Linked DNA regions of Mus musculus: region 2 is linked to region 1. Evidence: chromatin contacts called from ENCODE Hi-C or POLR2A ChIA-PET data. All regions are on one chromosome and are shown on one strand. Each heading gives the region's core, a stretch centred on a gene start or an enhancer-like site at or near the end of the contact. The rest is flanking DNA. Distances are from core to core; before and after follow the strand shown.

Evidence for each region. Hi-C counts contacts between places; a loop is a spot of excess contacts on that map. ChIA-PET counts read pairs that join two places held with the same protein, here RNA polymerase II (POLR2A).
Region 2: a map of T-helper 17 cell shows a loop between it and region 1 (2.3-fold over the local background). The contact joins the promoter of Mrtfb here to the promoter of Ercc4 in region 1. A Hi-C loop is called at or near these places in 1 of 37 maps with a recorded cell type or tissue (T-helper 17 cell). POLR2A ChIA-PET finds 5 or more read pairs at or near these places in 2 of 5 experiments (both embryonic stem cell).

The regions. Positions count from the first base shown.
Region 1 is chr16:13,107,248-13,112,118 of GRCm38, forward strand. Ercc4 (excision repair cross-complementing rodent repair deficiency, complementation group 4) reads left to right here and starts at 2,489. Exons shown (of 11, transcript NM_015769.2): 1 at 2,489-2,894; 2 at 4,484-4,664. The coding sequence starts at 2,688.
Region 2 is chr16:13,253,908-13,258,778 of GRCm38, forward strand. It overlaps Mrtfb (myocardin related transcription factor B), which reads left to right and starts at 2,574. Exons shown (of 17, transcript NM_001122667.2): 1 at 2,574-2,647.

The sequences.
Region 1 (4,871 bases), core at 1,239-3,738:
ACTGTGTGCACATGCGTGCATTTACCCATATGTTCATGTATATGTACTGTGTACCCATACATGTGGAGACCAGAGGTCCACTTTGAGTGTCAGTTCTCAGGCACTGTCCACATTGGTTGTTTTTTTCCAATTACATGCATTTATTTACAAAAGGTGTGAGCCATAGCACACTGTGGAAGTCAGAGAACAGCTTTCGGGAGTTGATTCTCTCCTTCCAGCATGTTAATTCCTGAGATCAAACTCAGGTCAGCAGGCTTAGATGCCAAACATCTCTACCAGCTAAGCCATCATGACAGCTACCTTGTGTTCGAGATATGCTCTCTCACTGGCCCGGTCAGCAAGCCCCAGGGAGTGTCACTGTCTCCCAGGAACAAAGCTGCAGTCTCCAGTGCAATCTCTCGCCTGGATTCTAGGGACCACACACAGGTACCCAGGCTTTCACAGTAAGCGCTTCCTCCGCTGAGCTACACCCCTGTCACTCTGTATACGCCTGAATTTTCAATAAACCTTGACCTTCTAAAATAACCTCTCCCTCGAACGGTCCTATCTGCAGTTTTATTCATTTGCTTGCTTGTTTGTTTGTTTGGATAAGCGGAGAACTTCATCTTCAAAGTTCAGTGTGGTCAAAATAAGAAAAGCGTGTACATCCCTTTCCCATTATTGCTGCAACAAAGCACCATAAACACAGAGGTTTAAAATAACAAAAATGCAACGTCCCCCAACAGTGGGTTGTTGGGGGTGGCTGGGATACGTCTTGGCTTCCCAAGGGAGAACGCAGGAGTTCCTCAGCTCCTCAACGCTCTGTTCCTGGCACTTTCTACCTCATTCTGACCTTAGTTTCTCCTTCACAGTCCCCTTTGAAGCTAAGTCCCCTGCCTCTCCTTTGCCCCTAAGCACATCTTTATGATTATATTGGGCATACCTGGATAAGTCAATATCATTTCTCCATCTCAAGAGTTTAGCTCAATGACATCTGTGAAGTCTCCTTTGCCATGAAAAATAATAGGTTCTGGGAATTCAATCTTTGGGTTGCATTATTCTGCCTGCCACAACCTGGGAGGAATCACCCACACACCCACACACCCACCTCTGAATGTGTGCTGAGTAACTACTTACTGTACCCTGAACCAACGCTAAGAAACATACCATCCAGCTCTGTGGCCTTGCCTGATTATATAACCGGCTTGTTGAACTGCAGGCATTATCTCCTGGCTCCCAGACATGCTGCGCGGAAAGCGTCTGCAGGCATCTCTGTCCACTTCAGGAAGATGCAGAAATTATTAGATGCTCTTTTAACTGTGACTAGACAGAAGGAAAACGCTGGAAGAAGCAGAGGAGAGAGAGAAAACAAATCCACTTGCAGCGGCTGATGTGAAGGGAGATTGGTAAACGGGAAGGCAATGTAATGAAGGTCGAGCAAACTCAAATAAATGTGTCCTTTTTCTCCCACTAATCGTCCATTCGAGAAACGTACCTTGAGGGTTTGAGTGAACTTCTGTATGAACTAAGCTAGTGAAATGCTATGTTGCGTGCTGGTGGGAGGAGTGGGAGCCAACTAAACGTTCTCCAGTAACTAGACAAGTATATGCCTCCACATTACAGAAAACCCAGCCACATAAAGGACAGAGATTTAGGGAAAATTTGTGACGGAACTCAGGATCTACCACTAAGTTACATCCTAACACCCTTTATATTTGTGCTGGAGGTCTCCATCTCTAGCTCAGGCTGGCCTTGAATTTACTTCAACAAGTGAGATAGCCTGTCCCACCTGGAGAAACCAAAAATCTGGTTTCGAATCTTGGTTGTTTATTATTTCATATAATTAAGCAGGCAAGCAGCCGCACAAACTGAGCAGCGGCAGAGGGTAGGGGGCACGCAAAAGTATGTTGTTAACCATGGTTATTCCTGAGTAATGGAACAATCCTATTTTGCCTTCATTTGTATTTCGTATGGGCTGAAAATAAAGGGGAATGGAGAATTCTGAGAGAGAATGCCTCCTAGATTGCTTACCTGGAGGTTTTTTTAGGTAGTTACAAACACGACCCAAGATGTCCCTCTAGTGGAAGGAACGCGGCTGCAACTGGCACCTGATGGAGGCTTTGTAAAATAACTTACTGAGTTCAAGACCTTTGCAAACAAGAGACTGAAACTCATAAGGTATTGTGCTTATTAAAAATTTTCAAGGCGGGGAGGGGGAGGAATACTTGCAAAAGTAGAGACAAAACCCTCACACTAGGAAAACGATGTCGATTCTGGATGCACTTGGAATACTGACAGCAACATTCTGAACTGTCGGTATTGGAGGATTACGCGGATTAGACTTCTCTGTTTGCATTTTGTTAGTTTATGCCTAGGTCTAGAGAGCCAAAGGATGGGGAACCTAAACACACGCGCGCGCACGCGCGCTAACGCTTTCTGCGCCTCTCGGCTGAGTTCGGGTAGACCTGCCCTGGGCTCGGGCACATTCCGGCCACACTTGTCCCCGCCTCGATTCCTTTTCGGCTACAATCGGTTGGCTCTCTTGAACTCGGCTCCCTTCGGCTACATCCGGCCTCTCTCAGTCGGCCATTGCAGTTACATCTGTTCTGCGCTCCTTCGGCCCTGGCGTCTCTCCCTGCGTTCGGCCAGCGTTCGGCTGGACTCGGCTCTTTCCGTCAGCGTGCGGCCGCGGTCCCGGAAGGGCGCCCATGGAGCCAGGCCTGTCGGGCGAACGGCGGAGTATGGCGCCGCTGTTGGAGTACGAGAGGCAGCAGGTGCTGGAACTGCTCGACAGCGACGGGCTGGTGGTGTGTGCCCGCGGACTCGGCACCGACCGGCTCCTCTACCATTTCCTGCGGCTTCACTGCCACCCGGCCTGCCTGGTGCTGGTGCTCAACACGCAGCCGGCCGAGGAGGTGCGACTGCGGGATGGGTAGACCCAAGGGTTTGGGGGACATCCGATGCGAGATCGGCGCGGTAGGAACGCGGAGCTGTACGGTTGCAGGGACTCCGAGCCCATGCAGATCTTAAACAGGGCACGAAAGGGAATGAATTAAGATCCCAGGGGGGAGATGCGGGGCACCTACACAGTTCCAAGTCGCTGCGAAGGAGGGAAGGGAACCCCAGGGAAATTGAAGTGGCTGCCACGACAAGGGAGGGCATTGAGTGAGGGTCCTGGAAGGAGATCCTGGACTCTGACACTGCGGGATGACTGCCAAGTATAGAATGCATCCCAAGAAAGTCTTGGGTTCCTCTATTGACATGGGAGAGCATTGAATACAGGGCCCAGACACAGTTTGAGGACACTGAGAATACGGGTCCCACACACTCCTTAACACTGAAAAGGAGAGGGGCGAGTAGGCTACACATTGAGGTAGAGTAGTGGATTGAATTGCACTGCAAAGGAGAGACGGTATCAGAATCTGGGTAGGAATAGTGTTTGAGTTTGAAGTTGGATATAAGGGTGTTTGGAGGACAGAGTGTGGTCCCTAAAAGGACAATGACGAGGATGATAGGGTCTCTGAGAGTTATTACTTTCTAGTAGAAAAGGAGACCTTGAGACTTAACAAAAGAAGAGGGATTAGGGAAATGGGGGTGGGGGTGCAGAAGTTAAAGCTAAGGGAGCGATCAATCTGGGTTACAGAGAACAGGTGATCCTGAGGACAGTGGAATGAGACATGCCTTGCTGCGGATGTTGAGAGATGTGGACATAGCCTAGCATGATGAATCTGATGATCCCCTAGGTGTAGTGGCCAGGAAGAAAATGTCAGCTGAGAAGAGTCACTAACAACTCCTTTAAAGGCTGAGGCCCTGTTGGATTCCCCAGGAATCTACAGTGCTTGGCATGGTACTTTGTGCAATGTAAGATGCCCAGAAAAGTGGCATTAGACTGAGAGACTAATGGGCCATTGGACCTATGGACATTCTGGCATCTCTCTAGGAAGTATCAATACTGATCTAACAGTCTAAAGTGTTGTCTGCAGAGAGGAATCCCTTGTCTCAAAACCCGACTTTGGCTGGAAGTAGTTTCTAGGTAGTAGAAAACTTTTTTTAAAGATTTTTTTTAATAATTTATTTATTTATTATATGTAAGTACATTGTAGCTGTCTTCAGACATTCCAGAAGAGGGAGTCAGATCTCATTATGGATGGTTGTGAGCCACCATGTGGTTGCTGGGATTTGAACTCAGGATCTTCGGAAGAGTAGAAAACTTTTAACCCAAAGTTTTAAAAGGTTCTGTGGCTTGGTGTTGAAATGGAAATAATGACTGGAGCACAATTATTTCTTAATATAAACTCCAAAGCACAACTTAACCTTACAAAACAAAACCTTAATTAAAGTGACCTGATTGACTGATGGGTATAAAAGAATAACTTAGTTTGCATGTTTGCTGTGATGTTCATAAGCTCTGAGAATGGAGACATCATTTTAAATCCCTATAGCCTATTTTAAAACTTCCCTGCCCTGTACTAAGCAGCTTACTAATGAGTTTAATTTGATTTAGGAATATTTTATCAATCAGTTGAAGATAGAAGGAGTTGAACATCTCCCTCGACGAGTGACAAATGAAATCGCAAGTAACAGTCGCTATGAAGTCTACACGCAGGGTGGTATTATATTTGCAACAAGCCGAATACTCGTGGTTGATTTCTTGACAGGTAGAATACCTTCAGATTTAATAACTGGTAAGAATTTGAAATCTTTCTTATCTACAATGTGAACATTTTTATTTTTGTCTGTCTCCTCTGCTAAACGTTCTGCTTTTGTTACTCAGTATTGTAGCTAAGCTGTTGACACACTACCTGACAAGTCGAGAGGTTCAGCAAATGTTGATGACATGAATAAGTATGGCTACATGTCACTTAACACTGAGAATCTATGATTTAGCTATT
Region 2 (4,871 bases), core at 1,324-3,823, 150 kb after region 1:
ACATACACTAGGCATGTGCATGCCTTTACATATAATAGGAATGTACAGTAGAATAGGAAAGAATTTGTAGGTCACCAAAGCAGGGTTTGTAGGTTTGGAGTCAATGACCTAGAATGGGATTCTTAACTGCCGCTCACCAATTGCGTGTCCTTAGGCAAGTCCACTCATTGTCTAGACTCTTGTTGAATTTATCTGTGAAAAAGAAACAACACCTACTTCCACTGAGGTGTGTGACAATGTGAGGCAGGCCTGGAAAAGACTTGCCTCAGTGGGCCGAGTAAGCCTTAAGAGCTGAAGACAAACTGGTACAGTCTTGTAGAGCCAGGGACACCAGTCTTCTGTCCTTCACCAGGAGACATTCAAAGGCTCTGATTCTCAGACTCTGAGACGTGGCCAGTTCCCTCCCAACTCCTTCCTTTTTCTTGGGCCTTCAGCCTAAAACTGAGAGTTATATCGTCAGCAATTCTGGTTCTCAGGCCTTTGAACTTGAACTTGTCGCGTCTTCCATCATTGCTAGTCTTGCTGGCAGCATATTGTGGGTCTTAGCATCCATGGTAAGTCCTCTCATGCATCTATAGGGTATCTGTTGGTTCTTTCCCTGGAGAACCTGCCTATGGAGGTCTGGGATTTCCTTTCTTCATCCACACCCCATTTTATTGGGCTACATCATCACGTTCAACATCTATATGTTCGGTCTCTGTAAGAGGAGTGGTTTCCAGGCAGCACAGGTAAGGAAGGTCTGGACCCACATTTGTTGACACTATGAGATCATCAGGATGGGTTAGCTTAGCAGGCCTCAGTGCAGTTTTCAGGGATGAGATAGAACCTTCCAGGCTCTTGATTCTGCAGAAGCTGTCACAGAGGGGCCAGCTCACAGGAATATACAAAACAAGACTGAATAAAAATGGCCCCCATAGGCCCACAGGGTATGGCACTATTAGGAGCTGTGGCCTTGGAGGAAGTGTGTCACTGAGGTGGGCTATGAGTTTTGAAAAGCTCAAGCCACGCTCAGTGGCTCAATCTCTCTTCCTGCTGCCTGAAAATCCAGATGTAGAACTCTCAGCTGCCTCTCCAATACCATGTCTTCCCACACTTTGCCATGTTTCCCATCATGACTATACTATACTAAACCTCTGAACTGTAAGCCAGCTCCAATTAAATGTTTTCCTTTATAAGAGTTGTCATAATGTCTCTTCACAGCAATAGAAACTCAAACTAAGACAAAGACCTTGTCACAAGGCAGTGCCAGGCCCTAGAGTCATGCAAATTCAAATACTGTGTTACTAAGACCATATGGGTATTTTCTTTATTGCAGGCTTCGGAAGTGTGATGGTTCGTATATGCTCTGCCCAGGGAGTGGCACTATTAGAAGATGTGGCCTTGTTGGAGTAGGTGTGTCACTGTGGGCATGGGCTTTAAGGCTCTCACCCTAGCTGCCTGGAAGCCATTCTTCTCCTAGCAGCCTTCAGATGAAGCTGTAGAACTCTCAACTCTTTCTGTACCATATCTGCCTGGTTGCTGCCATGTTCCTGCCTTAATGATAACGGACTTAACCTCTGAACCCGTAAGCCAGCCCCAATTAAATGTCCTTATAAGAGTTGCCTTGGTCATGGCAATTTTCTGTTTACAGCAGTAAAACTCTAAGGCACGAGGTTATGGGTACCCACTTTAGTGCATCTCACTATGCCAGCCTCTCTTCCTTAGAAGCAATTACTCTTAAGTTTTCTTTTGGGAAGAAGTCACACCGTAATGCAGTGGTTCTCAGCCTTCCTAATGCTGGGACCCTTTAATACAGTTCCTCATGTTGTGGTGATCCCCCAACCATAAAGTTATTTTGCTGTTATGAATCAATGTAAATGATACACAGAATCTGATATGCGACCCCCTGTGGCCCCGAACAGCTGACCTAACTCCACGAATGCCCTGGCTCTATGTCCATGAACCATTCTATCCTGGGTTCTCCCACTGTTTTCGAACATATTTTGCTTTTAGGGCTCTACAGAGTTGGAGAAAGTGTGAAAAGCGTTCTCTTGTCTAGTTGCATTAAGATGGGTTGCAACAGACCCCCTATTGGGGTCACTTCTTCCACTCGGAAGAACTACAGAGGGGTGGAGAGTGAGGCAGGGCTCAAGAGGAGGGGTTCCTACAGGTGCGGGTGTGGCATCAGAAACGCACCGACTCCACAGGCCGGTCTGCTCGTCCGCTGCAACCTCCTTCTGGAATGGGGAGGCGGCAAGAATGCACTTAGTGAGGCAGCATGAGCTGTTTGCTTGCTAGGGTAGCCGGCACTGACTGACCATCTATCTGACTGGGAGCAGCCAGAGCTTAGGCAGCAACCAAAGAGCTCCCAGCTCCGCAGCCCAGCTGCGCATGCGCCCCGGGGCAGCCAGGTGAGAGCGCGGCGGGAGCGGGCGGCCTCGCACCTGGGTTTTAACTTTTCCGGGTCAGGGGCGAGGGCGGATGCCGGGTGGGAGAAGGGAAGCAGGGTGTAAACCTCCGGGAGTCGGCTCGGCGCTACCTGGAGCTTCCAGGACGGGCTCCGTGCCTTCAGACGGGAGGAGGGTAAGCACGGGGGCGGAGCGAAGTCTCGCGAGATCCGGTGGTAGCTGCGGCAGCGGTGGCGGCGGCGGCGGCAGCGGCCGGGGAGGTGAGCGGCGAGCGGGTGCGAGGCGGCCGTTGGGACTGAGGCAGGGGAGAGCTGCGGAGGGCGAGGCCGGGCCCCGGGAGAGGGACGGACGGAAGGCCCGCGTCCTCGGTGGCCCCTCGAGGTTGCTGCGGCGCCTCCGGGTGCGCGCTGTCCCGGGACTCGCGCGGGGCGGGGCGGGGCGGGGCGGCCGCGGTCTCGGGGCTACCGGGTCCGGGCTTCCCTCGTCGGGGGTCCCCTGTGTGCGGCCGCGGCCCGATCTTCCCGGGCAGCCTGGAGTTGGTACCAGGCGCTTCGCTTGCGCGCTCCCACGCTGGAACTGCAGTGAGGTGCAGCAGCGCCTTGGCCGGAGCCACTCGACGGGGACGTGGTGGGATGGGGACGGCCCACGCCCCGGACTCACCTTCCATCCTCCTCCCCAGCCCTGCTCGCGGCTCTTCCCCTGGGGTCCCCGCGGGGCTGCAGAGGGTGTGTCTGCAAGCCCTCCCGAAATTGCACGCACGCAGCGTTCCGGGTTTCCAGGGAGAAAGTTTTCCACCGCTTTTGTTCTGTCCCTGAAACTTTGCCTAGTTCTCAGTGTTCAGAAGCTACCCTTTGGCCCTGTGTATGAGCAGACGCGGTGTGACAGTGACGAGGGGTGCGGCGGGTGTAGGGTCTCAGGCCACGAGGATAGCTCAAGGTTTGCCTCAGGCAAAGAAACTTTGAAAAGTTTGATTCTTTTCTGAAGCTTGAGATCGCACTCTTAGGATGAGCGGTTGTGAAGTTCCTAACTTTTGGTTCTGTGGCAAATGTTTGCCACCCTGACACGAAGTTCATACTATATCTTCCTATACGTGATCCAAGGTCAGTAGAGTGCTCTCCTTTAGATGTGAAGAAGAAATACGTGCTATGGCGTTAGTGCAGCCCAGACACCCAGCTAGGTAGGACGTAATATCACGGACCCTGCGGCTAGTGAGTATGTTTGGAGACACACACTCACGTATGTACGCATGCACTTGTGGGACAGTGAGTCTCAAAGTCAGGAACAAAGATTGGGACCTGAGATAAAACCGTGTTACTTGGGGTAATTGATGCTAATGAGAAAAACAATGTAGGCTGACTGACAGCGTGCAAGATAAATCACAGCCTGTCTCTGGTTAGGCTCAGATAATACAGCCCTCCAGGGATGCTGTATTCCAGGCTACATTGTAACCAATACAAAGCCCGAGTTCTCTACATTTAATGGAGTACACAAAATCCCTCATGCTTATTGTTAGTAATAAGGAAATAGAAGATTGAAATTGTTGCACTTGGCAGTATGCTCCATGTGTGTCTAGTAGATGCAGGTGTAATGTGCTGTGGAAGTTCACACAGTTCCCTTTCCTTCACCTTGTTGGACTACATAATTGGGGCAGGGTGGTGGGTGTTTTCGAGAATGACTTGCCACATGGTTCAATATTGAATCCTAAAGTATGTTAATCTATAGTGGGCCAGGGTAGCCTTCATTATCACCTCCACCACTCATGTGTTAGATGGCTCTCGGTCCAGGGCTGGAAACACTGCAGATGCTTTCCGCTGCCGTCTAGGAGTCTCTTCAGTAACTAACAATGTGCTATGGGGACAGTTCTGCCCTCTTGAGAACCACTATATAAAGCACACGCTCCACTATCTAGCTAATTATAACAGCAGAATCTAATACACACTTTTCACTGGGAAGTAAAAATAAAATTCTCTCTGTGAGTCTGATACATAAAAAGACAGCCTCTGGCTAGGGACTCTTTCATGGATCATCATCTCTGGCTCTCAGGAGCCAGGTTAGTACCTGTTCATCTGCAGTTGTTTCTCTTTTGGGGGAATCCTTGTTGGAAATGTTGGTCACACTTGAACTGCTGACTGGCATGAGGTGAGAGTGGAGTTGGAAGCCAGGATGGTGATGGGCTGTTGGGAGTGTCCTTGAGTACCAGTGTAGCCCCGGAGCCTTTTCTACTTAGGGATAGTAGTGCATTTGGAGAATACAGATGTGCTCAAAAGTGAAAACTAAAATTACCTATCTAAGCAGTTCTAGGGGTTGGCTCACAAACAAGCTTGTCTTCATTGGAAACTTCTCCATGGAAGGGGAAAAAAAATCAAGAAAAGTTCAGCTCAGTCCATTTGTAGCTACAGCAGTAAATTCCAAATTGTTTAAATCTGAAAAAGTTTATTTTTGCCTTTTTTTCTTTAAATATAAGTTGCTTCTTGCTATAGAACA